Regions from separate parts of the Homo sapiens genome. Here region 1 is linked to region 2. Evidence: chromatin loops called from intact Hi-C (ENCODE). Cell type or tissue: K562. All regions are shown on one strand. Links, peaks and the distances in the headings refer to the core of each region. The heading gives the core; the rest is flanking DNA.

Region 1 (10,683 bases), core at 1,492-9,491, 92 kb before region 2:
GAGGCCAATTACTTATTTCAGTCTTTTATTAGATCTGGGTGCCAAGGCATATCTATCTACCTTGTCTAACTCAAATAGCAGCAAGAACCAAAGGTGCAAAAACTTTAGCTAATTTAGTTCTTGGGTCTCCACTAAACTTACCAGTTCCCCAAACTATGTATAATATTCTATAGACAGGAAATCCTCAGCGCTTCTTGGCTAGTCACCTACCCTCCTATGAAACATCATCGCTTTCCCCTTAACACATCCCTGTGCATTGCTGCACCTTCCTCCTTTGCCTGACGAAGAAAAATATATGATTTCTTAACTGTGTTAGGCAATTATCCATATCCTGCACAGACCTTCTAAAGACATCCTTGGATATCCTTGCTTTAATTCTGTTTGTGGTTCATACTGAAAAAGAAAAGCTAATAACTGGCAAGTGAGTTCTGCTACCCCAGACTGGAATTTACCCTTGAAATGTAACTTTCTCTCAGAAATTAAATCTGTTCATTCGGTTAAGTTACTTGCCCTTGTCTAGTCCTGCCATCTGACAAAATATGAATGAGCAAATATTTATACTGGTCACAGGTATGGTTTAGGGTTAGTCCATAACTTTGAAATGTTATAGAAACAGAGTTTTCAGGACTCTGTTAGAGAGATCTCTCTGTTAGAGAGATAAAGAATCTAGAAATGTTTGCTAATTAACTTTTATGATTTTATGATTGCCATCATAAAAGTGGGGATTAGAAAAATTATTTTATGTATTACAATAGCAAAGACAAATTGGCAGTTATATAGAATCAACATTGATGGGATAATTTTACAATTATTGCCACACACTCAGATGATGCCTCTAGTTTTGCTACCAACATGTACAAGCTGCATTTCCAGAACACACACCTAAGCAGCCTCTGCATGACCTAATACCTGGAGATCTGGTCTTCTGGAAAAAAGTCATTGAGGAAACACTGTCCTTAGGCAGCAGTGGAAAAGACCTTATCAGGTACTGTTAACAACATCATTTCATCCAAACTACAAAGGAAGACAACTTCTGTACAAGACACCATTAGTTTTCCAATTCATTGGCACCTATTTTTTTGGTTTAACAATTAGAATTGCTTATCCTGGTGTTAGATAGGCAGACATGAGCAGGGCAGGGGAGCCCCCCTCCACCCCCCGTCCAAGGAATGCCAGGTGACCACCAGGTGATGGTCAGGCAGTTGAACTGTTTCTATAAAATAATAATTGGCACAGCTGATGCCAGAGAAAGACGGTCTCCTAATAGAAAACACTTGGAACTGGTGATCAGCAGCTTCCTGATAAGATCTCAGGAGTTGGGTGAGTGGGCTGAAGCATGTGCACTAAGAAGCAAAATGGCAAAATTTAACCAGTATATGACCTTCTGTGAACGCGTGACTGGTTAGGGAATAATGCCTCAAGTGAGCATGCGCACAATTTCAGTAAACACGCTGTGCATACGGCCCCTCCCTAGTGCTGGTAGGGTCACTGTGCATGCGGACGGTCCTCCTCAAGGGAAAAATCAAGGGAGAAGAAATGCAAACCCAGAACCATGCCAATGTATAAAGCCCCAAGTCAAGGGCCAAATGGGGCACTTGGATCTCTCAAGTCATCCACTTGGCCTTCTTCCTAATGAACTTTGCTTCCTCTCATTCCTGCTCACTCCTGCTCTAGAGCTTGCCTTGGTCTCTCCCTCTGCCTCATACCTACTTCTACCCCTCGCCTGAATTCTTTCCTCTGAGGAGGCAATGATCAAGTTGCTGAAGATCCATACAGATTCACCGCTAGCAGCACTGGTGAAAATGAGTGACTGCAGCTTTTTTTCCAACTAAACCTTTGACCATGGTTTTATCTTTGCACCTTCAAGATAAAAATTGAAAAGATGAGGTAAACTAAAAATAAAATCCCAACCCCCCCAATGCCTGAATGGATCCCTTCTTGACCAAAGGGACCCTAGAAAAACTTTAAAACTGTAACTGAAAAGTAGGTTAGTTGCTTGCTGCATGTAGAGGTTTAATTAACAAGAGCAAGGCCACAAAAAAAAGTGGATTTATTCCAAAGCTAGCTTGGGGGAAGGGGCACAAAGCATCCTGCCTTTAAATGTGCCACTTCACCTTTGGAGCAGAAAGTGGGCATTTTTATAAGGTGAGGGGGAAGTGAACAAGTGCAGGGGTCCCCCTGCTATCTTGGTGTCTTATCTATGGAACAGGTGAGTTGGTACCTTTCCAGGCAGAAGTCATAAAGTGGCTAAGCTTTCATGCTTTCAATAAGCCCTCCTGGTGGATGAAAGTTCCAAGGCAACCCCTGGAAGATGGAAGTTCCAAGGCAGCCCCCTGGAGGTAAAAGTTCCATGGTGCTTTGGTCTGCAAATCAACTGTCAGCTCTGGAGAAGAGATCTGTCTTGGAGCAGCACATAGTTTGAAGAACTTGTCCTGTAGGGAATGTCTGGTAAGAGGGAAGTGAAGGGTTATATTTGTATTTCTATGGACTAAGTAGGAAATGGAGAGCTGGGGAAATGAGAAAAGAGAGAGAGAGGAAAAAATAATTAAACAACCTCTAAAAAAATGAAGGTTCTCAGTAACAAAGCTGAGCTCCTGGCCATGAAGGGAAGGGAAGTCAGACATGCCCCGTTAAACCCCTCTCCCTTTTATGGTTAAGACACAGCAGCTTCCCAGCATTAATGTTAAAACAGAGATCATAAGACTGACAGAATGGACTCTTTGTGGCAACAAGATACCAAACTACAAACAAGACCTAAAGCCATGCCAGACAAGAGTAACAAACTCTGTTCTAACTGCTACAAGGTGTTTCTTTTTCTCTAGCAGCCAAAGGAGCACTGGTCTAGAGATAAGCAATATTAAAATAATTGTAGCTTATCACCAGATACTAACTGACCTCCTGTTTCACAAGCCATAATGACAACTTTGATTGGACAAGAGACTGATTTCAGGAACTTTCTCCAGATAAGAAGACCACCAATCATGGACTGGTTCTGGTCAGTTTACAGAGGCTTCCCACTTGAGTGCTTTTGCATCCTGAGAAGACCTTTTGACATATAGGGCCTAATTGTAATATGTTTAAATGTTAACATCTTCACCACAAGGTTAACATGGGTCATATGTTACATACGTTTGTTCAATAAGCATGCATCAGGACCACCTTCATGAATATTTCTAGCTTCTTCTGTAACCTGATGAATATGTATATTTAGCCAATCTGTTCAGAATAAAGCACCTTACCCCAACCCCTCCTTCTTTGAAGTGCACCTCTCTGATCTTTGCCAGAGGCTATGCTTCCCAGCCTGTGAGAAGGCCACCTTGCAGGCTGTAACCCTTTATAAGAAATAGTCTCCTTTTTCCAAATTTATAATCCTGTTTTTTTTTACATTAACAATACTTAATCATAGAATTATCCCCCACTTCCTGACGGTGTTCAATTAGAGAAAAGCCCCACTTTTTGAGTCCTCCTGCAAATCACCTAACATAAGCCCAAGTCCTATAGAAAAGATTCTAAGAAGTACATTCTAGCACCATATTAATGAGATGCCCCAATGTGCTCCGTGGTGTATGTTTTCTCCCTCCGTGAGACTTTGTTCAAGGTGTTCCTCACGTTCTTTGTCTGGAGGGTACCAGCAGAAGATACATGATGGGTTTACATAGCACAAATGATTAAAGTCTCATAACTTACGCCTGTTTGGCACTTTGTTTTAAAATATTTCAGAGTATCATTTTGTTTTATGCCAAGAGATTTTTCTAAAATTAAGTATGGCATCATCATAAAACAGTAGAACTGAAGTGCAGGGAAAGCAGCAACTGTAAAAGCGACTCTTGAATTGCAGGGTTCTAGGAAATGCTATCCTAAGTCATACTCTGCTAAGAATTATGTCATCTTTTGTGTGGAGTTCACGGAAAAGTTAATCAGGTTCTCATCGTCATCCCTGAATCTTACAGCTGACTAGAAGTGTTTGCAGGATAACATAAATATACAAACTCTGGATTGGAATGGGAAGATTGAGGGGAGGTTTCTGTCAGTCTTACTTCCAAATGAAGTTAGTTAATTCAATAAACAGGAACTCAGTGACATTTAGCAGGTTTCATCCAGCCAACTGATGCTGGATCTGCAAAGACCAATTAAACATAGTTCTTGCCCTCAAGGTGTCATAGGAGGCAGAAAGAAATTATTTAGGTAGACATGATAAAGCCAGTCCCTGGCAGAAAACTCCTTTTAACAAAAAGCAGCTCAAAAATAGCTCCCTTTCTAACCTTATGCAATTCAAAGAAATCACTTCTCTTCTAACAACAAGCAACCTGAAAGAGCAGACAGTAAAACACAGATAAGACAGCTCAGACACAGAAGGAGGTGGGGGAAGTCTCCTGGGTAATTATCAAACTTCACACTTATACAATGGGCCCCAGTAAAACAGTGGGCCTTAATAAGGACATTCTTTTCCCTTTAGGCACACTAAGCTAGAGAAGCTAAAAACACACTCCAGGGGATGCCTGCAGCTGCAAGAAGATGTACTGAAACAGACACAGAAACTCTCCCTCCCAGATAAGCAGGACAAAGAAACACAGACTAAGAGTCAGCCTATGTGGTCAGGGAATGGGATAAGAGCTGATAAAAAAAAAAAACAAAACAAAACAAAAACTCTGCTCTGTACAGATAGCACACCTCGTCCTAACTAAACTGTCAGGCCCTAGGAGGATAAGACATCCCCTCTTCACAAGCCCCCTCCTCGCTGCTAGCCCATTTATAAAAACCCTGACATTTTTACTACAACTTGGCAACTGGCTCAGGACCCCTCTCTGTGATGGAGAGCTGTTCTTTCCTTTTGCCTATTAAACTCCTTCTCCAAACTCACCCTGTCTGTGTGTGTGTCTGCGATCTCGATCTCCTTGGCCATGAGACCAAGAACCTTGGTATTTACCCCAGACAACGAGGCTGCTTCAAAGGGTCTCACAGTCTCCTGGGAGAGGAGATCCATTAATTCAATCCAGAGTTACCTGTGATGGCCTATGGTGTGCTGGGCACTGTGCTAGCTGCTGTGCATACAACAGTGATCAAAAGAGGCAGAGGAATCCACCCTGGAGGAGTCTACGTTCTCTGAGGAGTGACTTTAGGGGAGTGACTGACAATTTACAAGCACTGAAAGACATTAATAAGCAATGGCTCTACTAATCCAAACTTGATTCTGTCTCTGTAAGTAGCTTTGAAAAGTCCCATATGCTACAAATTCTGTATCACATGCTATATTTCCATTATTCCCTATTCTTACATGCCCACACCAGAGTCACTGAGCTGAGTAGGGCACACCATGATGCGATTGTGATTACATATCCACCAAAAAACACCCCTGATGGGCCAAGAAAATACAACAGTTCTGTACATGTTACATGAAGAGGCTAGGCTGTGGAGAATTTGTTACCTAGGGGAGCCCTTGTGGTAGCTTCCTCCAGTGGACAGCAAACCCCCACGACTATACTTAAGCTATACTAGCTTGTCTCTCTATTCATTCTCATTTTCTTTGAAAACTCCCAGGAATGTTTTATTCTTCTCTAACTGCATTTAAGCTGTAAACAGGAAACCTACAATAATCATATAATAATAACCACAAAACCCACATAGCTGAAAATTTTTTTAAAACACTAAGTATCTCATGACTCAGAGGATAGATTTTGCTGAAAGATATGAAATACTTTATTTGGGAGGATATCTGTGGAGTAATGCTCCAAGTAGTAGAGTCTACTGCTGCAGACTCTGTGGGGACAACATGTTCCTAATATGTAAGTTCCAGACTCTTCAAACACTACTCTAGCCCCAGATAAAATAGCAAAAGGGTGAGCTTCCAATTAGTAGGAGTGCAGAAACAGATAATTATGCAAGCAATTACAACAAACTGATGTGCTCTACCTAACACTTTAAGAGAATGAAGGTAGGCTAAAAGAGGATTTGGCAGGGAAAACTAGCCTAATGGAGGGGTGACAGAGAAAGCTTGCCTGAGGAAGTGCTCTGCAAGCTGAAATAACCAGAAGATCCCCAGAGGAAGGCAGAGTGTGTGTTTGGGGGGAATATTAAACAAAGATGGGAAAACATGGCTAAGGTTCTGTGAGCCAAAGACAATACAGATAACCTGGTGGCCTTGATTGTCTCAACCCCTTCTCTACAGGGGCCACATTTTATTTTCTGGATTTGACCTGAATTTCAATACATTCCAGTGTTTGGATGTGTATCAATGTTTTCAAGCAACTTCCTTCTGATGGGCATTTAGATCATTTGAAGTTTTCTGCTCCTGCCAAGAAAACTAGAGTGATAACATTGTTCAAAAATCTTTGTATGCCTGTGTTGTTATTTCCTAGGAATAAACAATTTTTTTTTTTGAGACAGGGTCTTCCTCTGTCGCCTAGGCTGGAGTGCAGTGGCACTATCTCTGCTCACTGCAACCTCCACCTCCCAGGTTTAAATGATCCTTTCACCTCAGCCTCCTGAGTAGCTGGGACTACAGGCACACGCCACCATGCCAAGTTAATTTTTATATTTTTTGTAGAGATGGGGTTTCGCCATGTTGCCCAGGCTGGTCTCAAATTCCTGGACCCAGGCAATCCACCCGCCTCAGCCTCCCAAAGTACTGGGATTATGGGATGACCCACTGCCCCTGGTTGGAATAAATAATTTGAAGGGAAGTTACCGTATCTGAGGGTTTTTGTGCTTATACCATTGGTGCTTATTCCCAGGCTGTACAGTCCTACCTGCAAGGGTGCTAATGCTGGTTCACCACATCCTCACTGTGGTAGGTATTCTCTAAATATGGCCATCATCAAGAACTTCCTTCCCTGTCTGCACTCATTGATTGTCATGCTATGAGATGGAGTCTAACTCCCTTCCCCTTGAATATGGGCTGTGTTGGAGCAATAGAACGTGGCAGAAGTGATGCATGTTTCTTCCAAGTCTAGGTCATAAGAAGACTTAATTCCACCCATGTCTCCTAAAACTCTCACTCTTGGAGTGTTCCTTCTGAGAACACAAACATCATGCTAAGAGAACCCCAAGAGATAGGGAAAGGCCAGGTGGAGGATACAAAGTTGTAAACCTCAAATAAGCCAACAGTCAGCATGAAAATCCAGTCATGTGAGTGAGTCTACTTGGAAGTCCAGGCCAGTGGAGCCTTTGGAACACCACAGTTGCCATTCATAACTGACTACAACTGCATGAGAGACCCCAAGAAAGCTGATACCCGCCAACCCATAGAACTATGTGGGACACAGATACATTTTTTGCTTGAAGCCGCCAAGTGGTGGAGCATTTTTTAAAATGTAGCAACAGATAACTGGATCATTCACCATCACTTTTTCTCTTTTATTTAATTATCTTACCCTGTGAGTAGGTATAAGGAGGATGATCAGATTTTAGCCCATATATAGAATATCTCTTATGCCCTTGTTTAATTAAAGAAATGAGATCCAGGCAATCCTACTGATTAGATATTAGGTGACTGGTATAATGATGAGTCAGAAGTTGTCATCGCCCAGGACCCCAGGACCAAACACTAGAACCTTCTAACATATTTTACTATTTCTTGATGTAAGACATTATAGGACAGGGTTTAATAAAACTGGCTTTGGAATGAAGCAGATCTGAGTTAGAATCTGAGCTCCAGCACTTACTACTTCTGTGAACTTAGGCAGTTACTATGATTCTGTGGACCTCCATTTCCTGATTGGCTAACTGGGATGATGGGAACAGTTAAAAGATAAGTGAAGGCACATCTTTTGATGCTGTGTCTGGTACGTTAGAAGGAGTAAGTAAATGAGAACTGTTATTGCTATTATTATTAGTAGTAGTAGTAGTAGTAGCAGCAGCAGCAGTAACAATAGCAGTAGCAGCAACAGTATTGTGATTTATTAAATGCCCAATATATTCTAGGTATTGTTATCATTATATAAGGGTTTTTTAGTCAAAAGCAGTTTGAATCTCTTCTTGTCTGCCTGGAACATGGCATCAATTCTAGATCCATATCACCCTCTTCCACGCTTCCTTGATCAGGGAAGATATAGCTTTTCTCTGCAGGATAACTTGTAGGAGGCCAGCCCTGGTTATAGCCTCCATGAGTCTTGTCTGGGTGAGGCCTTGAGACCTAATTCCATTTCTCCTGCTCTCCTGGAGGTGGGAAACATGGAGACCCAAACAGCCCAGCCATGGCCTGGGAAAAGTCATGCACACTGTGCCTGGGTAAGCCACACATCAGCATGGAGGACTATGCCAGGACAGCTGGGCTTCTAGTCTATCCTTGGTCCAGAAAAAGGGCATTGAGTGTAGGGGCAAGATTTATGTCATTTTTTCATTTCCTTTTTTTTCTGCAGACCGTACTACTCTTAGTTGTTCTGTGCTAAGCGGAATTAAAATGACAAACTGTAAATGAGTGAAGACCTCACAGACAGATTTCACAGATGTGTCTGGAGAAAATGGTACCATTTCCTCCCTGGGTTTGTGGGACCTTTTGTAAGTGCCAATGGGATGGGTGAGACCTCTTTGAAGTCTCTGAATGGGATCTGAGATTCCTGCCGGACAAATGTACAGAAAGTCTGAGCCCTGAACAAAGGGCTTTTCCTACTTTTAAACATCTTAAGGCGGGAACTACGTGAGGCAGGAAGCAAGTTACAGAAGCAAGAAACAAAGGCAGCATTTACAACATTTCTTACATCTTGAGAGAAACATGTCTTGCAACCTAAACTTATCGGTCTTGCGACCCTGCAGCCGTGCAGGAACTCGCTGGGCCTGTAATAAACTTTGAGGAATGTGGAGCTGGGGAGTATAGATAAGGTCCACTGTCCACAGAGAGAAGACAGGCTGTTAATATTCTCTTTTAACTTGACTGTAAGGTCGGGGGGGGTCATATTTTGCAGCAACTTTAAGAGGATTTTAAAATATCTATTACTACTATTAGGTTATAGTTGATTTCATTAATTCCTTCTTCAATTTAAAGCTATGGAGTTTGTGACAAATTGTTATGGCAGCAATGGAAGGTTAATTCAATAGGGAAACACATTTCTCATATTGAAGTAATCAGAGAATCTCATTCTAGAACATATGAGGTATCATTAGACATGTTTCAATATTTTTGATCTCCTTCATTAGCTTATACTTCTTTAAACAAGTTTGTCAGGAATATCTAGTGAGTGAATGACTCCTTGGATAACCAGTTTGCCTGTGTGGAGCAGATATTGGGCATCAGAGTTGCACTGTTATTGGAAATTTGGTCATATGATAATATGTCAAACAATCAAGTGCTCATGGCTTTGCTTGGCTCCATGGCTTTGTTTGGCTCCATTGCTCCAAGAAAAATAAGAAAGGATTTCCATATGGCAATGAGCAGTATTTATTAACAATGCTCAATAACTGGTGTGTGTGAATATGGAAAATCAAACAGGTGTTATCTCCTGCAAGGGAACTCCTGACATTTGATAAAATCCACTATTGTAGGGTGTTGTGAATAGATTTAAAGGGGAGCAGTGGGTTTCCAATTGATCACTGCATATGGATAGCATTTTTAATTTGTGTTTGATACTCAGTGTAACAGGCTGGTTAACACTTTGGCAGCAGTGATCCATTCATTTCTCATTAACCCACTCTGTGGATGGAGAATGGATTAAAGCTTAACGTTTTAGTAGCAATCCAGCCTATAAAAGAAGAAAGGCCTCATGTATTTATTATACTTAGCAGATTTGAAGAATGTAAAGGAGTGAACCAAGATAAGGAGGAAGTATGGGTGACGAATGTGAATCAAAACAGATGACCATATCATGATGGGTAACATTCACAAGATTAGTAACATTCACAATGCAAAGGACTTTGCATTTCAAGAGACATAGGTTGAAAATGTGTTCCACCACTTAAGTTGCTTAACCTCTCTGTTCCTCAGTTACCTCATCTGCAAGTGGGGATTATAATATTATACATCATAGCGTGTCCTGAGAGAAGCTGTTCCCGACCACTTGGGCTAAGGGGCCCCCCTCTGTGTTTCGAGCCTCCCCTTTCTCATGCCCACCATGGTTTTCATCTGTTGTTTTGTCATTATCTTCAATATGGCTCCCCGTCCCCACCAACTGTGAGCTCTTTGAGGTCTATTAACCTGCAGAAAACATGGATGTGTGAGAAAAGTCCACCAAAGCACAGATCCTGGAGCCTGGTGCTCACTGATGCTCTGACACATTTATGTATGAGTGATGATGACCCATGCCACTCAGTACAGTGTAGCTATTTTTTTGGGGGGGGTAGGGGGATGGAGTCTCGCCCTGTCACCCAGGCTGGAGTGCAATGGTGCTATCTCAGCTCACTGCAACCTCTGCCTCCTGCGTTCAAGCGATTTTCCTGCCTCAGCCTCCTGAGTAGCTGGGATTACAGGTGTGTGCCACCACTCCAGGCTATTTTTTTTTTTTTTTTGTATCTTTAGTAGAGGTGGGGTTTCACCATGTTGGCCAGGATGGTTCCGAACCCCTGACTTCGTGATCCACTTGCCTCGGCCTCCCAAAGCGCTGGGATTACAGGCGTGAGCCACCGCACCTGGCCCACTGTAGCTATTTTTATACAACTAATAAACATCAGTTAGTGTGTTGGAAATAATATACCGTAAATGACTGAATACAGCAAATCTTTCAGCTCAACTTTCTATTAATATAGAGGGTTTAT
Region 2 (10,683 bases), core at 851-8,850:
AGAACTGGAATTAATCTTTAGTTTTAAAAATGGTTAAATACACCATGCTATACCCATACTCTCCAATTTACATGCCACTGCATCTCCACTACCTAGCACCACACCTGACATGCTATAGGCACTCAATAAACATTTGTTGAATTAATAAATTAATCCAGATGAAGCAGCAAATATCACAGAAAAGGAGTTAATATTAATATTATTCAAAGTTCTTCTCATCTCATCCTCACAATAATCCAATAGGGTAGGTTCTATGACTGTCCCATTTTATATATGAGAGATCTGGAGATAAGTGAACCAAATAGCTAAGGTGTTGGTGACTTGGTGACTTGGGTGAGTCTGACTCCAGAGTGCATGCTTTTAGTCCACTATATTTTACTGCCAACCCACCCCCAAAATGGGCAAAAAGTAGACCACTCAGAAGAGAAATAGACAACTGATAAAGAAACATGAAAAGACACCCAATCTCATTAATAATGAAAGAAAAGCAAATCAAAGCAACACTGATATACCATTTTTAGTGCCTATAAGATTAACAAATATTTTAAAAATTGAAAATAACAAATGGTATTGGTGAGTTTGTGAGAAAATAGATACACATTTACTCTTATACACCACTGGGTGGGGAGGGGTGTATAACACATGTATAGGACAAATTGGCAGTATCAAAAACTTTAAATGTCTATTACCTTTAGATCCAGGAATGCTTATATTTTAGGATGCCACCCTCTAAAAAAATGCTCTCACAAATGCCAAAAGATGTTCATTGCAACATTAATCATAATGGAGGGGGGAAAATCCTTGGGAATAACCTAAATTTATATCAATAAGGGAGTGTTTAAATAAATTACAGTGCATTCAGATTTTGTAACCTCCATGGTATATTGGCATATGGTTGAATGAAAAACAAACAAAAAAAAGAAATTGCAAATCAATATGTAGACTATGGTCTTATTTATGTAAATATAATATTAATGATGACAATCTGCTCTAAAGATGAAATTGTCTGGTTATAACATGGTCCTGCTGCCTTAGGATTGATAAGGGAAGGGGAAAAAGAGAGTGACAAAAGGGGAAGAAAATGAAAAAGGGAGGAGAAGGTAATAGAAAAGATAAGACAGAGAACTTCACATTTTTAATTGTATATTATGAGAGGAAGAGAAGAGTGTGGGTTCTGTAACTACATTGCCTAGGTTCATAGGCGGGCTCTGTACTTTCTAGTTGGGTAATTATCAACAAGTTACCTCACCTCTCTGAGCCTCAGTTTCTTCATCTGTAACATAGGGATAATAGTACCTATCTTTTAAGGTCCTTATGTGGCTAAATTAATTCATGTAAAGCACTTAGTGAAGGGTCTGGTGCATTGTAAGCACTCAGTCAACAGTAGGTGTTATTTATTTGGGCCAGGCACTGTGGTATGCGTTTTCCATACATGATATTACCAAATTGTTACAACAACCGGGGATCTAGTCTGTGGAAGCTGACTGTTTGAGCTCATAAGCACAACACTGTATTCTAGGTCTGACTCCAGAGCCCTCCCAACTTGTGCCACAGTCACTTCTGGGTTTTATTGCCCTCCTTTTATAGTTGAGGAGATCTATAGTCAGAGAGGTGGTTTTGCTCAAGGTATCCCAGCTCTATGTGGATGGTCTGATTCCAAAGCCCAAATGAGCTAATTTTACTGTCCTATAGAGAGAAGAAAATAGGGAAGAGCCAGAGCTGGGGGAGGGGGTACACTAGAGGGAGGGGCTACTTTGGGTTTTATCTCTAGCAAGGAAGGGACTGAGATACCTTTGGGGCCAATGCAGGGCCAGGCCGGCAGAAGGCAGGGTGGGTGGGGCTGAGTCAGAGGAGAAGGGATAAATGCCAGGTCCTAACCCAAGTACCCACCTGTCATTCGTTCGTCCTCAGTGCAGGGCAACAGGTAAGAGCTGCTTTCAGCCTGGCACCCTATCTCTGGTCTGCCAGCTGGTCTCTCAGGGCTGTACACACTGACTCTCTGGTCTGAGTAGATCTGACTTTTTCCTTTGTTTGTTTCTTAGAATCTGTCTCTTTTTCATTTTCTTTTTATCTCCCATGTCTCTTTCTGTCTTTCCTCATTTTCAGCTTTTTTCTCTCTTTTTCCCTTCGTTACTTTCTTTTGTTAGTTTTCAAGATCATTCATTTCATTTCATCATTCTCTGACACTCTTGCTTTCTCTTATTTTTCCCTCTGAATTCTAACTATCTTTTTCTCTAAATTTCTTTCTCTCCCCCTTTTTGTCTCTTTCCTCGGCTTTGTATCTCTCCGTCTCTGTGTTTCTGTCTCTCTCTTCCTCTCTATCAAGAACGATGGCTTAATATTTCTTCCTGCAATTCCCCATTCCTCTCTCCCTTTGACTCCCTCTACCTGCTGGGCTGACAGCAGAGCTCAGTGGGTCAGAGCCCATGGGGAGCCTAGGGGTGGGGGAAGAGCTAGGGAGGGAAACTAAGAGGATGTGGGGGTGATGGGAATGATGAATTGGGTAAGGAGAGATTTGGGGAATTGAGAGATGAATAATTAGCAGAAATAAGTGAAGAAAGTGGAAGAGGAATGTAGTGTCACTATACAGAAAGTAAACAGATTTCTATTCTCATCCTAATTCACTGTGAGACCCTAGGCAAGTCATTCACTCTCTGAAAAAAAGGCTTGGCCTGTAATTTCCACCACCCTTTCTAGTTTTGATTTTGTGATCTTCTAAATTTTCCTGTTTCTAAGAATTTCTGATTCTCTGATTACAGTTATCTAAAGTTCTGTATGATTCTTTCATGGTGGGAAAGGGGTACTAGGAAGAGAAGTAAGGCCTGATGTTTCCAACTCCTGAAGAGAAATTACCACTTCCCTTCCAGACCTAATTGACTTTTGCAAAGCAGGCCACAAAAGGGGTGGGGGGGTGGGGGACAAGGAATGCTGCAATGAGTGTTTTCTGGCTGTCTGCTGGGGTAGAGTTGCAGTTGGCCCTTTTCACCTCTGGGAGTACAGATTGGGTGCTGACACAAGAGAGGATTTTAAAGTCGTAGGGAAAAACTTTCAGTAATGATCTGTTACTTGGTCTCAAATTTCACCATCATCTCTTTGGTTAAAAGTATTGTTTTAAGAAGATGCCTGGCAAGCATTATCACACATTAGGTACATAAGTTATTGAATGGTAGAGTAAATGAATATTCAACAGTACCTGAAATTCCACTGTAGTTACAGATCTGTTCCTTTGGTAAGGCATTGGTGACAAATGGCATATGACCTGGAAAGAGGCCTATGTTAGTGCAGCAGAGGAGATAAATGTCTAGAGTCAGGCCCTCAGTCAAGAAAAAAAGGTAGTAATATTTGAATCACAGATCCATAATGGTTAAGTTAGGAATCTCTGGAAACAGATTGCCTAGGTTCAAATCCTGCTTCTCCTATGTACTAGCTTTCTGATCTAGACAGGTTACTTAATCTTTTTGGGATTCAGTTTCCCTATCATCACAGGGTTGACATGAGAACACGGCCTGGCACAGAGGGCTCTGTAAGTGTTTGACTATCAGAACTAGGCGGAATCTATGAAATTATCTAGTCCAATGTCAGTGGAGAAACGGAAGCCCAGAGAGGGGAATTACAGAGCCCAAGTTCACACAATAAATTGTAACAGGATTGGGACAAGAATCAATTCTCTAGCTTCCCAAACCCAGCCTGGTATATTCATGTGACTTCCCTTGGCTGTACGTTCATTTTTTCTACATGGGAAATGGAGAAAATAAAAATAATAAAGTCTATCAATTAAATATAATATTTAACACTTTTTTACTGTTTACTCTGGGATAGGTACTCTGCTAAATGCTTTATATGGATTATCTTACTGAATCTTCACAACATTCCTGTGATGCAGATTGTCCTTGTTATTACCAACATTTTCCAGATATAAGATGTACAGCAGGGAAGTGACTTTTCTAAGGTCCCAAAGCTAGTGAGTGGTGGAGCCAGGATTCAAACCCAAGTAGTTTGGCTCTAGAGCCTATACTCTTTATACCCTAAATTGACTAAAATGCTTCCTTGATTCAATTTTACTCACTCTAGTCTCTTGGTAGGTAATGAGATGGAATAGAAACAGAGCCCATGGTAACTAGACTACAAGGTCATGGGTATAATGATGGCCAGGCAGAGTGAGGCAGAGCAAATTTCAGGAAAGGAGTAACAGAACAAGAGAAATGAGAACAGGAGCTTGAAAGAACTTGAGAATTCAACAAATTCCAAGAAGTGGTCTATATTTTCCCAGGACCCTGAGCATATCATGGCCAAAAGCCCCCTAGTAATGATGTGTGTTAATTTCTCCTGTTTTTATATACAGGAGGTAGGTCTTCTCCACCATCCCAAGGCAGGACTGGACTTTGCCTCCAATATTGGGGGCTTTCCTTCCCACTACATACCCCAATGTTGTTGGCATTATTGTTGCCAGTATTGATGTTAGGGGAGTTTACAGGAGCCTGGAGCCTTGTCATCTGCCTTGCCTGCACTTCTGGGCCATCCATTTCTTACCACCAATAGCCAGGGCCAGCTCTAGCCAGATGCTCAGACGTGATTCCAGGAAGGGGCTCCTCTTCTCTCCCACGCCCTGGTCTCAGCTTGGGGAGTGGTCAGACCCCAATGGCGATAAACTCTGGCAACTTTATCTGTGGTCTGCAGGCTCAGCCCCAAGTGCTTTAGCTTTCACAAGCAGGCAGGGGAAGGGAAACACATATCTCCAGATATGAGGTAGGCACTGGATCCAATTCCTTACCTACCTTGTGAAGTGGCCATAATTACCTCACGTTTGACAGCTGATGAAGGCCAAGATCCAGAGAGGGGAAGTGATTTGAACAAGAACATCCAACAATGAAATTGGAGAGCTGGAATTTTAATAAGAAAAGCTAACATTTATTGAAGATTTACTATGTGCCAAAAACTATACTAAAGGCTTAACTTGGATTGTTTCATTTAGTCCCTCCAACAACCCTTCTGTCTTTTCCAATTTCAGGGCCCACATGCCTTGGCCCCACATACCAACCCAGGCTGCTGTGACAGCCCATGAGAGGGGGAGAGGTTGCTCTGGGATGGAACAAGAAAAAGAGGTTGTTTTGTGAGGTACGGGGAGGGTGCTTGTTCTATGAGATCAGGAAGGGAGGGAGATGAAGGAGGTTGCCATATGAGGGCAGGGCCATGAGCTGACCTGTCCCTCAAAACATAAGGCTGAGGGTGCTAGTAGATTCTACTCAGTAACTTTCTTCACAGTGTCAGTGCTTTAGTCTTCTCACATTCTCCCATGTCTCTCCCATTGTACTGTCCCTTATCTTGTCTCACTTTTTGACTCTGTCTTTCCAATTTGCCCTTTTTCTTTACATCTGTCTCTCCTTCTTGCTCTCTCTAGCTGTCTTTCTCTTGGTGTCTCTCAGCTCTCACCCCTCTTAACCCTCATCCCCCTGCTTTAGTCACCTCTCTGTCTCTATCCTTTGATCTTGTCATTTTCTCTACTCTCTTCTCTCTGTCCCTCAGTCTCTCTCTCATCTCCCTCAATTAGGGCCATGATTCTCTTCCCTAAACTTACTTAGCCTTTTGCAATTTCTGGCAGCATTTTTTTATGTTTGTGTCTGACTGACTCTCTACCCCTGCTGGATCCTCTCCACTCCTGTTCTCACTTCTATGAATCTTTGTATAATCCTCTAGACTCATTGATCCCTCCTCATGTCCCTTTCGTGCCCCTTGGTCTATCTGTCTCTGCCTTTATCCCTGTGTGCACTATCACCACCCCCTTTTTCTTTTTTCATTTTCTCTTTCTCTCGACTCAATCTCTGTTTTCATCTCTACCCTGCTCCCTTTCCCTCTACCTTTGATCTCTTTTTCCCCCTCAATTTCTGTTCTTTTAACTCTACCACCACCACCACATCTTTGTTCTCTCTCTACTTTCCTCCTTTTATCTTTCCTAAATTTTCTTTTCTTCTGGCTTTTCTCCTAGTCCCTTCTCCTTCCTCAATTTCAGACTCTGTTCATTCATCAATTTACCCCAAAATTCAACAAATATTTATTGAGTGCCTGTGTGTCATTTGCTTTCTCTTTTTCTGATCTCTTTGCCCCCTTTCTCTTCTCTGTCTTGGCCTCTGCCTGTTTCACTAATCCATAGACTATGTCTTTGTCCCTGTTTTCCAGCCCCACTGGGACTTGCTTTCACCTCTTCCTATATCTGTGCTTATCCAAGAGACAGGAGCAAATTCAAAGACAGCATAATATCAGGCTGGTGGTACACATTCTGTAGGACCTAGGGCCTACCCTTCCTTCCGGATCCCTTGATTTCCTTAAACTGATACATGTGACCTCAAGCTCCTTCTCCCCTCTGGCTGATCCTGCTTAGGAAACACCCTGGGCCAAGCCTCAGGAGCTCTACTCAATGACATATGTTTGCATTAGCAGGCTGAATCTTCACTTGGCTAAGACCAACATTCTTAGAAAGATTCTTGGCCTTAAGTATTGATCAAAGGGTTAGTGGGTTGGCAGTTCTCATCCTGCCACACAAAAACACATTTCAGTGATCCTCATCATCACAGAGGTAGTCAGTGCCAGAATGTGAGTCAGAATCCAGGCTTTCTGACCTCCAGTTAGAACTGTTTCCTTCACCCCTTTGCCCAGTAGTCAGTTTCCTATTTCTTCCTCCCTCATGTTTTATTGGTACATGTTAACATTGGGAAAGAAGTTCTTTCCCTGGAAGGGCAATAAGAGCATCTCGGAGGCAGCAAGTTTTGGGTGGGAAGCTGAAGACGAGGATCAAAGGCTTGGCTTTTTGCCAGGCCCTCATGATGGAACCTCATCTCTTCCATGTCTTCTGCAGGACTTTAGGTTCAAGATGGTGACTGCAGCCATGCTGCTACAGTGCTGCCCAGTGCTTGCCCGGGGCCCCACAAGCCTCCTAGGCAAGGTGGTTAAGACTCACCAGTTCCTGTTTGGTATTGGACGCTGTCCCATCCTGGCTACCCAAGGACCAAACTGTTCTCAAATCCACCTTAAGGCAACAAAGGCTGGAGGAGGTAAGAAGAGGCTGCTAGCAAAAGGGGAGAATGTTAGGGTCCTGGGGTAAAAGTTCCAAGTTATACTGGCCATCTTTGCCTAATAATTAGGACGGTTCATGTGAAAAGTGTCAAGATAGCATGAACTGGCCCCAAAATATACCCAGAATCTGTCTTCTGCCAGGTTCTCTAGAAAGAGTCTCATTCTCGGCCAGGCACAGTGGCTCACGCCTGTAATCCCAGCACTTTGGGAGGCCGAGGCGAGTGGATCACGAGGTCAGGAGTTCAAGACCACCCTGGCCAAGATGGTGAAATCCCATATCTACTAAAAATAAAAAAATTAGCCAGGAGTGGTGGTGGGCGCCTGTAATCCCAGCTGCTTGGGAGGCTGAGGCAGAGAATTGCTTGAACCCAGGAGGCGGAGGTTGCAGTGAGCCAAGATCATGCCACTGCACTCCAGCCTGGGCAACAGAGCGAGAATCTGTCAAAGAAAAGAAAAGAAAAGAAAAGAAACAGTCTCACTGTCATGTCCCTCACACACTATACTCCAGACATGCTGAAACTACTTAAAATTGCCTAAATCAACTATTCTGTCAAGAGTTTGTGCCTTTGCTCCTGTCAGATTACCCTCTCCTAGACCCTGTACTGGAGAATCTCATACTTCTCATTTGACACTAAGCTTGGCCATCATCTCCTCTGCAAAGCCTGCTTAGACCTCCAAACTGTCTAATTCCAATTCTGGCTCATTTCCCCTCCCTCTTCTGGACTTCTGTAGCCCATGTACTTCCTCTATCCCAGCACTGTTCACAATGTGTCTTCAGTGTATGCCATTCCCACCAGTTTAGTAGCTCCCCTAGCACAGGGACCAGACTCATCTATCTCTGTGTCTCTACAATAGCCTGAGATAGGGCTTTAGGGGTACATTAGATCTCAGCAATTATTGTTGAGCTGAACTTATGACTAGAAATGCACCCCAAATTACTCTCTTACCTTTGCATAGATTCTCCATCTTGGGCGAAGGGCCACTGTCCCTTCATGCTGTCGGAACTCCAGGATGGGAAGAGCAAGATTGTGCAGAAGGCAGCCCCAGAAGTCCAGGAAGATGTGAAGGCTTTCAAGACAGGTTGGAGTCAAGTTCCACCTTATGCAACCTTTACTCCTAATGCTTGAACACACTACGTCACAGTCCTGAGCTAGGCTAATACAAAAGCAGCCAGTACACATCCCATGATGAGAAGTCCAGTCTTTCCAGGGGAGCCATGGTAGGCAACAGTTTAGGCTGTATGCTGAAGCACACCATACCTGACAAACACATATGTACGGGCTCCTGAAACTTTTAGTCATTATTCTAAGATGAGCCCTCTAGAATTTTGACTCCTCTTTTTCAGGTGGCTAAACTGATCCCAACAGGCTGGGGTCCCACATTTCAGCAAGACCACTCTATGAGAATATGGATTTGCATGAAAGAGAAAGAGCTGGGAGTAGGTACCTCCTTTAACCAGGGTGCAGATCCCCAGGTCAACTTAATTAGTGCAGACCACCCAAGATAATCACCCTTGAGATATGGCCACACTGTTGACATCTTTCATAGGCCCCTTTGGGATATCATTAAGGACAAAAACTTCAAAATTGAAATTTAATGATGTTTAGAAAAGAAGAGTAAGGTACATTATCCTGCATCTACTTTCTAAATGCAGGACCCAGGGTGGCTGCTCCAGTTACCTGAGCCAAGGGAAAATCCTAGTGGAGAGAAGTATGATTCACCTTATAGAAGGTTTCCTAACAATGTAATAGTCTCCATTCGGGGGGATAAATAGAAGCTCACCTTGGAGAAGATTTCTTCTCGCTGTAGAAGCTGCCCTTACCTTATAAACTTGAATTTTCATGTGTTGCATTGAGCTTAAAGAGGACAACACATGCTTTCTTTTTCCCCCATTCTCTTCACGGCCAATGAATCTCACATTCCGTCTCAGATCTGCCTAGCTCCCTGGTCTCAGTCAGCCTAAGGAAGCCATTTTCCGGTCCCCAGGAGCAGGAGCAGATCTCTGGGAAGGTCACACACCTGATTCAGAACAATATGCCTGGTGAGTTTGCTGAGGTGGAAAAAAAGGGGACCGGAATAGGGAAGGCATTCTGAAAGGGCCTCTGTCACAGTAGGGGAAACAGTACAGAAGGGCCTTGGAACCAAAGGAAATTTGAGTTTAAAATTTAATGCTGGCACTTGCTGGATCTAGGTGTTTTGGCAAGTAAGACACTTTCCTTCAGTGGCATTTAATACCTACCTCAATAGGTTACCATGAGAAGAAAGTGAAATTACATTTATGGAAGTGTTTCTAATGAGGCTTCATTAAATATTAGGCTTATTTCCATTATTTCTTCTCTATGCTTCCCTCAAAAACTTTCACCCTTCATACAGCACCTTTTCCCCATTCTTATATGTGTTTATATTCCTTTCCATAATGACATTTACATTATTTTCTAATGTAAAAGGAATATGATTCATGGTAAAATATTTTTCAACATATACAGGAAAGTATAAGGAGGGAAATTTAAGTCATGCAGAGTTCCACCATTAAGTTTTTGTTATATTTTCTCCCAGATATTTTTCTATGGCTACACACACACACACACACACACACACACACACACCCTCTGCTCTCTTCACCACACCCATGCTTTTGTTAGAAGTGTGATCTTATTTTACCTGGAGTTCGTTATGCTGTTTTGTTCACTTAAAAATATGTCATGGGTATAGTATGGATTCAATATCATTCAGTTAATCAAGCATCTATAATTTAAGTTGTTTCCAATTTTTTGTATTCTCTCAGTTTAGATTGTAGGTTGGTTTTACATACATACAAATGTACTCAAAGAAAATGTATAGTATTACTTTTTTCAATTTTTATTTTTACCTAATAATATCTTGCTATATATTTTACTCTGTGCCCTTTTTTCACTCAACAATATACTGTGGAAATGCTTCCACTTTAACACATATGTATCTACCTTATTTTTCAATGCTTCAAAATATTTTGTAGTATAGATATAATAGAGATTATTTGGCTACTCCTCTATTTGGTTGCTTCCAATTTTTTCTATTACAAACAGTGGTGCAACAAACATCCTTGAATGTATCTCCTTGTGTACACAGGCAAGTGTTTCTCCAGGATAAACACTCAGTGGTGGAAATTCTTGGGATGTAAGGATGTGTACATTTTTGATATTAATACATTTTGTCAATTAGCCCTCCAACATGGCTGTACCAGTTATCAAGGAGGGTATCCATAGTCTCATACCCTTACCAGCCCTTGATATTATCAAACTTTAAATCTTTATCAATTGATAGGTGAAATTTTGTTTTCCCAGTTTTATTTTTCCTGATTAAGAATCTTTTTCTACATTTATTGAATTGTCTGTTCATATTCTATGCCCATTTTTCTACTGAGTTGAAATTTTTCATGTTAATTTTTCAGAGATTATATAATAAATTCTGAGTATCAATCATTTGTCTGTTAAGTATGCTGCAAATATTTCTCTAGATATGTCAGTATGTGCATTTAAAAAACTTTTGATATGTATTTCCAAACATCTCTGCAGCAAGGATGTTACCAGTTTGCACCTCCAGCAGCCATATAAATTGCTGTCTGCAACATGATTT

The links. Hi-C counts contacts between places; a loop is a spot of excess contacts. Peaks named below come from ENCODE experiments on the same cell type or tissue, not always from the same donor. Only the 100,000 strongest peaks of a DNase experiment are listed, where the experiment ranks them.
Region 1: a loop joins it to region 2, with 7 times the contacts of the local background. A loop is called at or near these places in 1 of 110 quality-filtered maps.

What each region holds. Positions count from the first base shown.
Region 1 is chrX:55,114,873-55,125,555 of GRCh38, reverse strand. No RefSeq gene overlaps it. Among named protein-coding and RNA genes, the nearest start is that of PAGE2, 31 kb to the right of the region's middle. RefSeq lists a cis regulatory region at 8,630-8,927. In K562, for the core only: no CTCF peak of the experiment used is centred there; a DNase peak (open chromatin) is centred at 8,805.
Region 2 is chrX:55,022,183-55,032,865 of GRCh38, reverse strand. It overlaps ALAS2 (5'-aminolevulinate synthase 2), which reads left to right and starts at 1,889. Exons shown (of 11, transcript NM_000032.5): 1 at 1,889-1,924; 2 at 6,851-7,046; 3 at 8,026-8,148; 4 at 8,999-9,109. The coding sequence starts at 6,866. It also overlaps a transcript of PAGE2B not described here. RefSeq lists a cis regulatory region at 4,653-4,672, an enhancer at 1,884-6,865 and a silencer at 8,130-9,109. In K562, for the core only: no CTCF peak of the experiment used is centred there; DNase peaks (open chromatin) are centred at 1,785 and 4,615; H3K4me3 peaks cover 299 bases.